Linked DNA regions of Homo sapiens: region 1 is linked to region 2. The links are chromatin contacts, found by Hi-C in ENCODE. All regions are on one chromosome and are shown on one strand. Each heading gives the region's core, a stretch centred on a gene start or an enhancer-like site at or near the end of the contact. The rest is flanking DNA. Distances are from core to core; before and after follow the strand shown. Region 1 holds the start of C3AR1 (complement C3a receptor 1). Region 2 holds the start of FAM66C (family with sequence similarity 66 member C).

What was found. A loop is a pair of places that touch in the nucleus more often than their neighbours do. Pooled maps may share reads with other maps.
Region 1: a loop to region 2 is called in a pooled map, with 2.7 times the contacts of the local background. The contact joins the promoter of C3AR1 here to the promoter of FAM66C in region 2. A Hi-C loop is called at or near these places in 3 of 50 pooled maps.

The regions. Positions count from the first base shown.
Region 1 is chr12:8,063,429-8,070,855 of GRCh38, reverse strand. It overlaps C3AR1 (complement C3a receptor 1), which reads left to right and starts at 4,497. Exons shown (of 2, transcript NM_004054.4): 1 at 4,497-4,578.
Region 2 is chr12:8,176,798-8,183,595 of GRCh38, reverse strand. FAM66C (family with sequence similarity 66 member C) reads right to left here and starts at 3,387. Exons shown (of 8, transcript NR_026788.1): 1 at 2,844-3,387. ZNF705A (zinc finger protein 705A) reads right to left here. Exons shown (of 6, transcript NM_001004328.3): 6 at 3,550-6,597. The coding sequence ends at 6,013. RefSeq lists enhancers at 2,524-3,023, 3,219-3,348 and a silencer at 2,949-3,068.

The DNA of each region.
Region 1 (7,427 bases), core at 3,248-5,747, 110 kb after region 2:
ATTAAAAGCAATAGTTCCCCTTTCTCCTTACTTTCCATTGACACATGAACATGTCCTTCCGGAAGATCCTATTCAGAACCCAGCTGGAGAGAAGGTAGAGGAGACATAGTCCATAGGTTTCTAATAGATAATAAGGAAGGGTGTGGGCGGCTTGAGTATCGATAGATGATATCTGACACAGTCCCTGTTTTGCAGATAAGAAAACGAGAACATACAGTGTGAGAAGCTTATTTTCAGTAACACAATTAGTAAGTGGCAAAGTTGAGACTTAAACCCAGGCTTTCTACCTGCCCTCCCTTAGTCCTTAGAATACCCTTTTTACTCCCACCAACGCCATGTACCTGTGCCATTTAGTTGTGTTGGGCTCACCTCCCCCTTAATATGTGCTCATGCTTTTCCCTTGAAATGCCCTCTCAGCTTCAATCTCCCTGCTCAAATGAGAGAATTATAGATTGTTAGATGTAAAAGAAACCTGAAAGACCATTTAATCCAACCTTTAATTTTCCACCTAAGAAAACAACAACAAATTTCTAGGTCAAGTATCTAGCCCAAGGTCGAGTAGTTATTACAAAACTGAAAGTCAAATGTATGTCTCCACATTCCTGGTCTAGTGCTCTATTCACCTCATGAATCTTTTCTTCCATAAAAATTTTCCAGCTAATTCTAGCCACCATCAATCAATCTTACCCTTTGCTGACCAGCCATTGCATTTGTCTGTGTCATCCACAGTTTTTGGCACTTAGTTATATTTAATTTAGAGCATAGGTTACTACAAATTATCTAATAACGGATTTAATCATTTTTTGTTGAAGTCTTTAAGGACAGTAACTTTATAATGTATTTAACTCTCTCAGAGAAAACAAGCTAGAGATCTGTGATTCTAACATTTTTATTTTGGCCAAACAAGCTTTAATACAGATCTCCATCAATTACAGTGTAGAATTAGTCAAGTGACTGGTAAAAGGTTTTAATATGGCTGCCTTTGCAACATACATTCAAATTTTCTTTTTTCCAAAGCATCTGATCTCTGCTTTTAGAAATTTATATTTAGATATTCAGAATAGAACAAAACAGAAGTGAATCACATAACTTCCTCAGAGCTTTCCACAATACACCACAAAACAACCAGTACTTTTTAAGAAGAGAGAGAGGTCATCCAGAAACAGGAGCACTATTCACAACAAGTTTTTAGTAATTTTCTTCCTGAAAAATCCAAAGAACACAGCTGGGAGCTCTTGAACCAGTTTAAATTGCTGTATAACATCCAGCTAAATTTTTATATTTTTAGTAGAGATAGGGTTTCATCACGTTGGCCAGGCTGGTCTCGAACTCCTAACCTCAGGTGATCCGCCCGCCCTGGCCTCCCAAAGTGCTGGGATTACAGGCATGAGCCACCACACCCAGCCACATTGCTGTGTAATCTTTAGAGAGAGAGAAATTAGTAAAAGTGAATTCATGCCAGAAACAACTCTAAGGACTCAAGTTAATTATTTGAATTATATTCAGATGTCAACATCCTTTTCAAACAAACATTCATTCACTTATTGGTGCCACAGACCTGTTATACCAGGCAAGGTAGCAGCCACTGGAGACAGACAAGAAATTCATGGTAGGGGAGAGAGAGAGACAAGGTATTATTTTACAGTACTATTGCCTGACAAATTTCTACCCATCCTTATGGCCCCAATGCTACCTCTTCAGTGCATCATCGTGGGTTTGCTTCCATGAGAATTAGTCTCTTACGGTTTCATATTCCCAGGGTGTATTGTGCCCTCCTAACAGCCCCTACTGTATTACAGTTATATACATCTCTCATTCCTCCTCCATCTTCCGCAGTGCAACACACTGTATCAGGAGCAGGAGCAGAAGCAGAGTATATGTTTATGGTACTGAACTTAGTGTGACAATTTGTGAAGTCTCTTTAGTGGAAAATTCTGTATCTTTCAAAATGTAAAAGTGTGTGCTCTTAGACTTAGCAATTCCAATTCTAAAACTCTATTCTACAGAAATACATGTAAATACTATAGTGCTCATTGAGTTTTGTTTATAATCATTTAAAATTGGATAAAAACAATATTCCACGAAAAATAATTAAGTAAGTGGAATAATATGGAGCAACTTAAAAAGTATAATTTGGGACCGCACGCAGTGGCTCACGCCTGTAATCCCAGGACTTTGGGAGGCCGAGGTGGGCAGATCACCTGAGAGCAGGAGTTCGAGACCAGCCTGGCCAGCATGGTGAAACCCCGTCTCTACTAAAAATACAAAAAATTAGCCAGGTGTGGTTGTGGGCACCTGTAATCCCAGCTACTTGGGAGGCTGAGGCAGGAGAATCGATTGAAGCCAGGAGGCAGAAGTTGCAGTGAGCCGAGATCGCACCATTGCACTCCAACCTGGGTGACAAGAGCAAAACTCTGTCTCAGGAAAAAAAAAAAAAAAAGTGTAATTTGGGCCAAGATGTCCTGATATAAAAAGATAAGTGGAAAAAATAGAACAAAACAATATGCGTAGTAGAATATGCGTATTTAAGAGAGAGACTACATCTGGAAAGTGGAAAGAGGATAGCTAGGTGTTTAGGAAATTTTGGTTTTTACTTTAATCTTCTCATATTTAATTTTTACCATGGGGAATTAATTGTTTTTATAAAATATATTTTAATTAGATATATATGTACATATATGATAATCCTACATTTTATATGCTTTCTGGATACCTATATTATTCAATATTTCCAAATATTGGAGGAAAGAAAACCCAAAATAATCAATAGGATTATATGTACTAACATGGAAGTATGTTTTGATATATTGTTAAGTAAAAAAGCAAGACATAAAATCACACATAAATTACCATCCCATTTATGTTCAAAACTACCTTTTAGAAAAATGTGTGTTAGGCCGGGTGGGGTGGCTCACACCGGTAATCACAGCACTTTGGGAGGCTGAGGCAGGTGGATCACCTGAGCTCAGGAGTTCAAGACCAGCCTGCCCAACATGGCAAAACCCCATCTCTACCGAAAAAATATAAAAATTAGCCGGTTGTGGTGGCACATGCCTGTAGTCCCAGCTACTAAGGAGGATGAGGTGGGAGAATTGCTTGAACCTAGGAGGCAGAGGTTGCAGTGAGCCAAGATGGTGGCACTGCACTCCAGCCTGGGCGACAGACTGAGGCCCTGTCTCCAACAAACAAAATGTGTGCTATATTCAGAAAAAAAAAAATCAGGAAGAATGAACACTAACCTATTAAAAATAGTTACTTCGAGCAGTGGAATTGAAAAGAAAATCTTTCATTTTTTTTACCCATTATAATTCTGTATTATTTCAATTTATCTCTTCTAGAACAAAGTATGTTCTATTTTTGTAATTAGATGATGACAATGGAAATAAACTAATAAATACTACTCAACTCTTGGCATTTTTCTTTTGATCTTTCTGCCTCAAAAATATTCCGTGGTGACTTGACTGCAAACAAGCAGAGGAGCAGATATTATGGTTTGGACAAGTTGATTAATATAGACTGAAGCCTATATCACAGACAACAGTGTTCAAATACATTTGACCCAAATAAACTTTATTTTATATGCATATATCTAAAAGAGTATATGCATATATCTAAAAGAATAATATAAGAATTATTTACAGCATAGTATTCATTAAGCAGGAATTACCTTCAGTCTTCTGTACTCCTTCCTGATGAAACAGCACCTAGACTCCAGCCTGTTCTCCAGTGACCACTAAGCTCTCCCACCTACCTCCCCACCTACCTGCCCTCTACCACCTACCTGCCTTTGACTAGGCTCCACTTATAGCCTAAGCAGCTTTTCACCTTTTTCTGTCTCTAGAATTCCTACAGGTACTTAATTAAGTACTTGCCCACATCTTATTTCTATCTTAAGACTCTCCTAGATTGCCCTGGGTTATATATACCCCTGGCTAGAGTGTTCTATTATTTTACTTCTATTGTTACTTCTATTATTATAGCCTAGTTTGTATTACAGCTTTGTGTGTATATGTATGGGTACATATTCCCACTCGATTGTGAATCTCTGGAGATTAGAATATAGCTTAATTCATCCTGATTTTGACATGGCACCGTTTTTCACATATATCAAGCATTTCAGATATGTTATTTGAGATTAATTAAATGAGTTTATTCAGGTCATTCCTCCCCAACCACTCCCCACTCCAACCCTCACATCTCATAGAGTCTTTTTTTTTTCATTTCTAAACAAAACCTATAAAGTTGAACCCTATGTACAGAGGTACCCTCTCTCTAACCATTCTCTGTGTGCTGCAGAAAATGTCTCAGGATTATAAACTCCTACTTCTGTTTTCCTGCTTTGCCTTTCTAAGCCATTTAGAAATGACTCACTTTGAAACTCTTCCTGTGAGGTCAGATAGTGGTCTAGAGCATAAGACTTAACTTATTGCCGGAAACAGAGAGAGAACAGAAGAAGAGAAAGCTCAGCAAATTTTCTTGCCATACTTCATGACTTCACTGTGGCTAAGTGTGGGGACCAGACAGGACTCGTGGAGACATCCAGGTGCTGAAGCCTTCAGCTACTGTCTCAGTTTTTTGGTAAGAAAACCTAGACCTACCTGATGACTTGTGCTTAGCCTGTTTTGCTCATTATAGGTAATGAGTTTGAGTGTCACTATCTTCTATTTCCCCTATTCCTTCTCTGACTTTGAATTCTTTTATCTTATCTCTATGTCTAACTTCCTTTTTCTAAATATTCCACATTGCATTTGTCTTTGCTTTTAATATTTTCATAGTGGAATTAATAGTGAATTTTTACATCATTTCTTTCCTTTCTTTGAATTGGCTATGTATTTCACCCTGAACTTTGATTCCAGCTGTCCCCATTAATTTGTTTTTCAAATAATTGATTGCACTTTTTTTCCCTTTCCATTTCCTCTTTCTTTTTTTTATTCTTTTGCCCATTCCTTATTGCTACTGACTCTGTTATCCTATTACTACAATTTGATTCTGGGGTCCACTTTTCTTTCTCTATCACAGTGGAATTTTAGTTTCAGGATATTAATTACCTTTAAATTACGGCTGGTCAACTTAGTAATAATTTTTTTTAATCCTCTACTAATCTTAAACACATAAAGGTATGGTATTTTTAGCCAAATTAACTTGAAGAAATGTAAAAAGTAATCTTGCTCTGCAGGACTTTTTTTTTTTTTTTTTTTTTTTGAGACAGAGTCTCACTCTGTTGCCCAGGCTGGAGTACAGTAGCATGATCTCAGCTCACTGCAACCTCCGCCTCCCAGGTTCAAGCGATTCTCCTGCCTCAGCCTCCTGAGTAGGTGGGATTGCAGGCACGTGCTACCACACCCAGTTAAATTTTTTTGTATTTTTAGTAGAGACAGGGTTCCACCATGTTGGCCAGGTTGGTCTCAAACTCCTGACCTCAGGTGATCTACCCGCCTCTGCCTCCCAAAGTGCTGGGATTACAGGCGTGAGCCACCACACCCAGCCTTGTTCTAAAGGACTTTTAATCCCTGACTCCTACATACTTTCATTTCAAAACAGATAATAACAATATTTAACATATAGCTCATGACAGATAACTCTATTTTTATTAAAATTTTGCTGTTTGCAGTCCCTGCTACTTCAGTTCATGCAGTTCTCGGCAGCTTCCCCTTTATTAGCAATACCATATATCTTTTTTTTTTTAATGTGATTTTTTTTTTTTTTTGGTAGTAAAAACAGCATTTGCCTAACAGTCCTCGGACCTGAAATCCAAGAACCTCCCTAGTAATGATTATATGCTTGTAATCTAATTTGCTGAGTTTCACTGTCAAACTTGAGAAATAAAAGCAGAGAAAACGTAGGCTGGGCACAGTGGCTCATGTCTGTAACCCCAGCACACTGTGAGGCCAACATGGGAGGATTGCTTGAGTCCAGGAGTTTGAGAGCAGCTTGGGCAACATAGCAAGACCCTATCTCTACAAACAAACAAACAAACAAACAACAACAACAACAACAAAATGAGGAGAGGAGAGATGATTACCAAGTTTTCTTTCAGCCCTAGCATCCCATGACTCTATTCTTCTCTCAATATTTTAGGGGGGTACCGTGATAGTATTTAAATATCTGAGTAGACAAGGCCATGGAAAGGGGAATGAGAATAATTTCTTCTTCTTTTTTTTTTTTTGAGATGGAGTTTTGCTTTTGTTGCCCAGGCTGGAGTGTAGTGGCGCAACCTCGGCTCACCACAACCTCTGCCTCCCAGGTTCAAGCGATTCTCCTGCCTCAGCCTCCTGAGTAGCTGGGATTACAGGCATGTGCCACCATGCCCACCTAATTTTGTATTTTTAGTAGAGACAGAGTTTCTCCATGTTGGATAGGCTGGTCTCAAACTGACCTCAGGTGATCTGCCTGCCTTGGCTTCCCAAAGTGCTGGGATAACAGGTGTGAGCCACTGTGCCCAGCCCATGTCTTCTTTTTTATTATTTTGTTGACTTGCTATTTTAACTTCTGCTAATCATATGAGGCCCTATGGCAATATTTGGCTGACTCAGCAGAACTACTTTCAAGTCACAAAAATATTTTGAGCCTCTATAAAAGTAAAATGTTATTTTATCCAGTAAAAATTAGGAATTTCACAAAAAGAAAGTTAAAAGGGACAGCATGGGAATTAAGGAAGAGGCCTGGGTAAGGATTACATGGATACAAATTAGAATTTTAGATGTAATTGCAAAAGAAAAAAAAAGTCAACCCCCAAAATGGGCATCCATCTATTCAAGTAATTTTTTTTTTCTTTTTTTTTCTTTTGAGACAGAGTCTCTTTGTCATGCAGGCTGGAGTGCAGTGGTGCAATCTCAGCTCACTGCAACCTCCACCTCTCCAGTTCAAGCGATTCTCGTGCCTCAGCCTCCCAAGTAGCTGGGATTACAAGTGTGAGCTACCACACCCAGCTAATTTTTGTATTTTTGGTAGAGATGGGATTTTGCCATGTTAGCCAGGCTGGTCTTGAACTCCTAGCCCCAAGCGATCTTCTCCCCTCGGCCCCCCAAAGTGCTGCGATTACAGGCATGAGCCACTGCGCCCAGCCTTTCCACATAATCTTTAACCTTGGTGTCTCATAAGGCATTATGTTAAATTATGTGAAATGAGCATTTATGAATAAGACTCCTTTTTACCATCATAAAGTTTAAATCCAGAATAATAGATTAGACAGCCATTATAATTATTGTACAAGATAAAATGTGTCATTGCATATAGAATATGAAAAAAAGGTTCAAACATGCGCACACACACAAATTAAGAAGCTGAAGACTTGGTGAAGGGCATAATTCCAGATAGAAGTAAACAGCATTAGCCATGGAACGGAAAATGGCATTAAGTTGGAATAGTGAATTGTTCAGGAAAGCTATAAAGCAGGGTACATTTACGAGCATGTTCACAGTTAGGGG
Region 2 (6,798 bases), core at 2,138-4,637:
GCCCGGCCAACACAGCGAAACCCCGTCTCCACCAAAAAAATACGAGAACCAGTCAGGCGTGGCGGCGCGCGCCTGCAATCGCAGGCAGTCGGCAGGCTGAGGCAGGAGAATCAGGCAGCAGTACCGTCCAGCTTCAGCTCGGCATCAGAGGGAGACCGTGGAGAGAGGGAGAGGGAGACCATGGGGAGAGGGAGAGGGAGAGGGAGAGGGAGAGGGAGAGGGAGAGCCAGAATGCACTTTCTTTCACCAACTAGTCCACCTAACTTTTCTAAGTCAAATCCCCTCTCCATGCTTGGATAGGTCATGAATGGCTTTCTGTTACCTACCTAAGATGAAGGGATATTGCTAAATCAGGTTTGTGGCCAAGAAACTTTTACCTGGAGTGGCAGGAGAGGGCCTATCTGTTCACCAGAGTGTCTGTAACTTTTCTTTTTTCTTCCTTTTTATTTAATTAATTAATTAATTAATTTATTTATTTATTTATTTATTTATTTTTTGAGATAGAGTCTCGCTCCGTCGCTCAGGCTGGAATCCTGATCTTGGCTCGCTGCAACCTCCGATTCCCAGGTTCAAGCGATTCTCCTGCCTCAGCCTCCTGAGTAGCTGGGATTACAGGTGTGTGTCACCATGCCCGGCTAATTTTTGTATTTTTAGTAGAGAGGGGGTTTCACCATGTTAGTCAGACTGGTCTCAAACTCCTGACCTCATGATCCGCCTGCCTTGGCCTCCCAAAGTGCTGGGATTACAGGCATAAGCCACCGCACCTGGCCTCTGCAACATTTTCTAAGTCAGTATAGAAGCTCTTTGAACCACCTTTTCAGTCGAAGAACTCATGAAAAAGTCCTCCAAGAACTTGTGACCTTCTGGAAATTGTCAAAATCTCTACAGGTGTCCAGAGTCATCTAGATCTGTATTGCAAGCCACTGACTGGGTTCCAGCATTATTAAAGCAAATGCAAAATATGCCATGCCCAGCAAAAAAAATCCAGAAGCCATGGTATTTAGCTGTTTCCATCTTTCTTCCCTCCTGCAGTTGGGAGAGTACTGAGTATCATGCCCTCCTGCAGCCTCTGGAGGACATGCCAGTGCCTAGAGGTACCAGTAGAGAGGGGCCATGAAAGAGCAGATGACAGCCAGGTAGCTGGGAATGACATTGTCCTGGGGCTTATTGCTTGTCATGAACTCTGCCACTGGGCAACATGTGCAGGTGTGGACCCGTGCCTTCTCTGGATCCCTGCCCCATCAGCCAGCTGTCTTATCTCCTGAAAGCTGGTAGGTGTTGGTCAGCATGGTGTTCTAGGACCAGGGTTATATTAACATTCCCTCTTAGGCTGAAACACCAGAAGTTAACACAGGAGTCCACAGGTGTGCACATACTAACCTCCAGATTGTTTTTCTTCTCGTTCTAGATGTTCATCCTTGCTTTTGGGACTTGAAATAACCCTACACAGCCAAATATTTATGCCTATTATCCACTTATGGAAAACTTATATGTCCCAAGTCCATAGGGTTAGTATTATTATCAGTATTAAAACCATTAGTACTAGTATCATGATGATCATTATTCCTGTTAATAGCCATCAATATTTTTATTACTGCCATTGTTAATATGGATTTTTCATTATTGTACAGCAATGAATATAGTTTATCCATTCACAAATGGTGTTCAGTTACCAAAGATGTCCAACAAGGCATGTTCTACAGACATATACATACACAGCTGTCCTGGAGACCCAGCTTTGCCACCAATTGCTCTTTCGTAAGATGAGATCCCCCAATACCCACCAGTTTTTCAGGACTCGACCTGAGCTGGCTCAGCTAGACCTGGAAAAGTTTCCTATGCCCAAATGTACTTGGAAAAATTTAAAAGTCTCTTCAGAGGCCCAGTAATAGCTTTTGGCAGCTTCTAAGACCAGGGAGGGTTTCTTGGCCATCCAGAGCCATTCAAATATTCTAAGTAAACTCAAGGATCCAGAAACCCCACTTGCAGTCATGAAATACCAGTGAATGGCCTCTGTGAGTCTCTTCAAGTTTTTCAAAGATGACTGCCTGGGAAGGCTGGCCAGGAAGTCACCCAAGCCCAACCTTCTGCAGGATGTTCTATGTCAGCCAGGGACCCAGTGAATTGCCATTGAACAGAAGGGAGGAACAGAGACAGCATGCCTGAGCTTCTGGAAACATTCTAAGTGTCCTTGTTGGCCCAGAAAAGACTGGTGCTACCATATGAGGCACAGACTTGGCAACCTACCTACTCCAGGAACCACAGAAGGTTTAAAGGTTCCCAGGAAGTCCCAGGAAGGGCAGCCATGGCCCTTTAGAGCCATCAGATTGTATTCTAAGTCTACGTGGGAGACAGTGCGCTTAGCTTCATAAAAACACCAGTGGAGGTGCTAACACTTGCCCCAGTATCCAGTCTTTTCTACCTCATCTCAGAGCCAGGCAGCCACTATTTCCCAAAGCTGCTGTGCAATGAAAGGGGAATATTCTAAGTGCTCTCCTGTGCCCACGAAATTCTGTGGCTGTGCTGAAAGACAGGAGTTGTCCTCCGGAATGCTCTTCAGAAATCTGACAGCACTGGTCAAGATTAAAGAAGCTCAATTCAACGTCATACAAAACCAATCCCCCCCAAAAAAAAAAAAAATGCATAGTGAGACAAAATGAACACACCTGCTAATAATCATAAATGACAATAATAACAACAATGATGATCTTAGTGATAATGCCACCAACACTGTTAATGGCAATAACAATAAACCTGAGGTAATGAGTGTTAGGGTCCCGATTCACCGATGTGAAGGATGGCGACAATTTCTGGCCTCACAGAAATAAAGGAAAAGTAAACACCTGGAGGAGGAGGAGGTGAACCTGGAGCTCCCGCCGGCCTCTGGGCGCTCCTTGGTGGAAGGAGAGGGTCTTGGTCCTGAGCCTGCCCGGGATCCACCTACACCAGAACCCCGGAGTCCCAGTCCCTGGATGGGCTCAGTCCCACCCAGGCCAGACGCCCCGGAGCCCCGTAGCCCGGGTCCTCCAGCCCTCGCTGCCGCCTCTTCTCGCGGAGCCGGGGCCGCCCCCGCGCCACCTCAGCCTCTGCGGGGCTCTGGGAGGGCAGCGCCGAGGATGCTCCGGGCCCAGCGCGGGTATCCGAGCCCAGAGTGGGTATCCGGCCTCAGGCGGATACTGACGCCCTGAGGGCGCGGAATAGGGCGGCCTGCGCAGGGCCCGCCATCTCGGGCCTTGCAAAAAGAGCGGCCTCTCCAACGCCCCTACCGGAACCTCCCCGGAGGCCCCAGCCCCAAAGCCAGGGCGATGGCGCCTCCCTGACCATGGGTGAAGAAAAACTCAGGTCCTCCCTGGAGACCCGGCCCGCCGCGGGAGGCAGACCGCGCATGCGCCCTGCATGGCCGGAAAGATGAGTTTCATTGCCCTCTGCCTGCCATGAGGTGGCAGCACAGGACGTTTGGCCTTAGCGGTGGACCTGAGTCTGAATCACTGAAATTCAGGGGTAGATTATTCAGTACTTTTCTTTTGGAAGATCAAATGGAAATTGAGTACGATATCTTGTGCTTTAATTGAAGAAGATGGAAATAAAGAAGCAAATTCAAAAATCAGTATACAAAAGTCGATTGATTCCCTCTATGTGGAGGGAAGATGAGCTTGAATAAGAGAAGCATTCTGTGTTACGCTTTAATAATGGCTGGAGATCTGCCACCATGCATTTGTCAAATCCCATAGAATTTCATAGCACAAATAGTACATCTCAATGTGGCTCAGGAGTACATATAATGTCAGCCACAGTTTGTGGGTAAATTACATATTTAATTAAATAGATTAAACAATAAATAATGATATGAGCTCTGCCTGGACACAGTCCTTGCCTCTCCAACCAGTTTGCCAAGGGCTTGAATTTCTTGCTCATTATCCTCACACTTGACATAAACCCTGGCTGCAGAGTAAAATCAATCACTTGTGGAGATTTTTTAATATATTGATTTGTCAACTTCAACCACGGATAAGGCCATTTAGCCTTAGTAAGGCCGATCGTATTAAGATTGTGCCTGTTTGGCAAAATTTCAAGTCATCCCACTTGATATTCAGGAAACATTTTCTCTTGAGTTTTAGGTTCAGTACTGAGGCTCCTTCACGGACAATACATTTTCCAATTCTGAGGACAAGGCAGAGGAGGGCCCCTCTGTGAGAACTTTCATTTTGCTTCGGGAAAAGTACATTGAATCGAATATAGGAAAGGCTTGCAAGGTGGCTGACAGGTTCGGCTGTTTTATCATGCTGGTGTTTTATCTTCTGGACTGCAGTAAAAGGAGCACAGCTGTGTCTGTCTCTGTGTAATAACTCAGGACTCACCTGAATAAAATGTGGGGTGTCATGAGATGAACTGCTACTTCCAGTTAGAGAGGCTCCAGGGACAAAATTTCAAGAGCCTTCTGAGGGATAGAAGAGAAGAGCTGCCTTATTCTCTGATCCCAGGTAACTGCTCAGAGACAGAGGCAAGGGCTGCGGACACCCAAATGCATATACTAGGGGTCTTTGATACAGCCTCCATTTCCCTGCTAAATCTATGCAATGACACACTGAGAAATCTAGCAAGTGGGGCTGAAGATCCCTGGTGTGTCAACTCGAGGGTTGGATGGAAACAAGTGGTTTTAGTGGACGTTGAAGTAAAGGGAGGTGAGCTGTGAGGAAAGAGCTGTTAAAGACTGGGGAGACTCAGAAGTTGGGGTAGAATCTCGACCAAGAATCTCACCCAAGGAGTGCAGATGCAAATCGATTTGTTAGGGCTGCATAAATGAAACAAGGGCTTCGCCAACATACTAAGTTTTTTCAACAACAGATTGTATTCTTTCAATATTTGTAAGTATTGATCTTTTGGAAAAGTTTAATGAGATTTCTTATATAATTCTGCATTCAATTTATTCCCTGGTCACTTTACTATTATGCATTTATATGCCACATTTTTATGAATAGATATTTTCTCAAATTTCTGAATTATTTTGCTAAAGTATGTGTTAAGAGTTTTTTCTAGAGGTCCACCTTCTTGACTCACTTTTCTGATGAGAAATCTATCAGGTTTCTCCACAGTGATTTTCAAGTTTGATAGCTCCTCAATGTGAGAAACTTAATGTCAACTAAGAAATGAATTACCACTAAAGAATTTTCTCCTTTCAGGATGCTAACCATGTTTTGTCCAGTGTGAAATCTCACATGTGCCACAAGTGTTGCTCTATGAAGAAAGGATTTCTCATGATTTTTCATTGCATAACTTCTCCAGTAAGAAGTATTTGGTATTCCAAGAGAATTCATTGCCCTTGGAAAGACTTTCCCTTCTTATTTAGCTTATGAAGGCTTTCCTCTCTTATTTTCCATTTTAGCAGCATTTTATCACTCTGTTTTCTTGTGAACATCAAGCCTGGTGCTTGGCTGAATGTTTATTCACAGAAAATACAAATAAAGGGTTCATCCAAGTAAAGTTTTCTCATGTTATTTGACAATAAATTGCAAATAAAAATATTTTCACACTGAATGCAGAGTTAGAGATTCTCTACCTGAAAGTCCCACATGTTTTAAGTTAAAGCTGTTGCTGAAGACTTTTAGTTGACTATGTTGACAGTTTCAGCTCTCTCATGTCATTTATGCTCAGATCACTAACAAGTCTTTGGTACATACATGTCATACAATTTCTCTTCCATATGAATTTATTGATGTGGACTGAAGAATAAAGGTAACTGAAGTATCTTCCATGTTGATTCCAGTATTTCTTCAAAATATGAGTCCTTTGGCATGTTTAGATGCTACAACTACAGCTGAAGTCTCTTCCACATTCCTTACCTTCGTCATTCCTAACACAGTGTCATCTAAAGTCAGAATATGTTCTGAAGAAGTTTATAATTTTCTCTCCAGCGTGAATTTTCTGATGCTATTTAAGACTAGTACATTGACTGAAGGCTTTCCCACATAAATGGCATTCATATGGCTTTTCTCCAGTGCATGTTCTCTCATGTCATCTAAGGTCGGAAGACAGACTGAAGGCCTTCCCACATAGAAGACAAGCATGTGGTTTCTCTCCAGTGTGAATTATTTTGTTTCCTCTAAAGCCAGAGCTTTGACTAAAGGCTTTCCCACTTTTATCACATTCATAACACTTTTTTCCAAGGTGAGTTCTCTCATGTCTTCGAAGGTTAAAGGATTGAATAAAGGCTTTCCCACATTGATGACACTTATATGGTCTCTCTCCCGTGTGAGTTTTCTCATGTCTTCTAAGGTGAGAACACTGAGTGAAGGCTTTTCCACATAGATGACATGCATATGGCCTCTCTCCAGTGTGAGTCATCTTGTGCCGTCTAAGGCGAAAGCAATTAGTATAGGCCTTTTCACATAGATTACATTGATATGATTTACCTTTAGTATGAATTTGTTTATGTGGTTTAGGGGAGAAAAGATTACGAAGAGATTTTCCACACTGTTTGCTGACATAGGGTTTCTTTCCACTGTGAGTTAACAAACGCTGAGTTATTGTGGAACTGTGAGTGCAATCTTCTCCCGAATCATTACATTCAAAAGGATCCTCCAGAATGAGAGAGTTCTCCTTTGGGACAAAGATTAAAAGCTCTTAATGGTTTACCCACATATATCTATACATTCATTTCACTACCTTTGAATCCTAGACCAAACATTCAGTGGTAGACCCCAGTTGAAAGCTTTCCAATGTTTCTTGTGTGAAAGGAAATTAAATTTTGGGACCCCAAACTCATTTAACCAAATGGAAAAATCAAGCTGGGAACTGGGT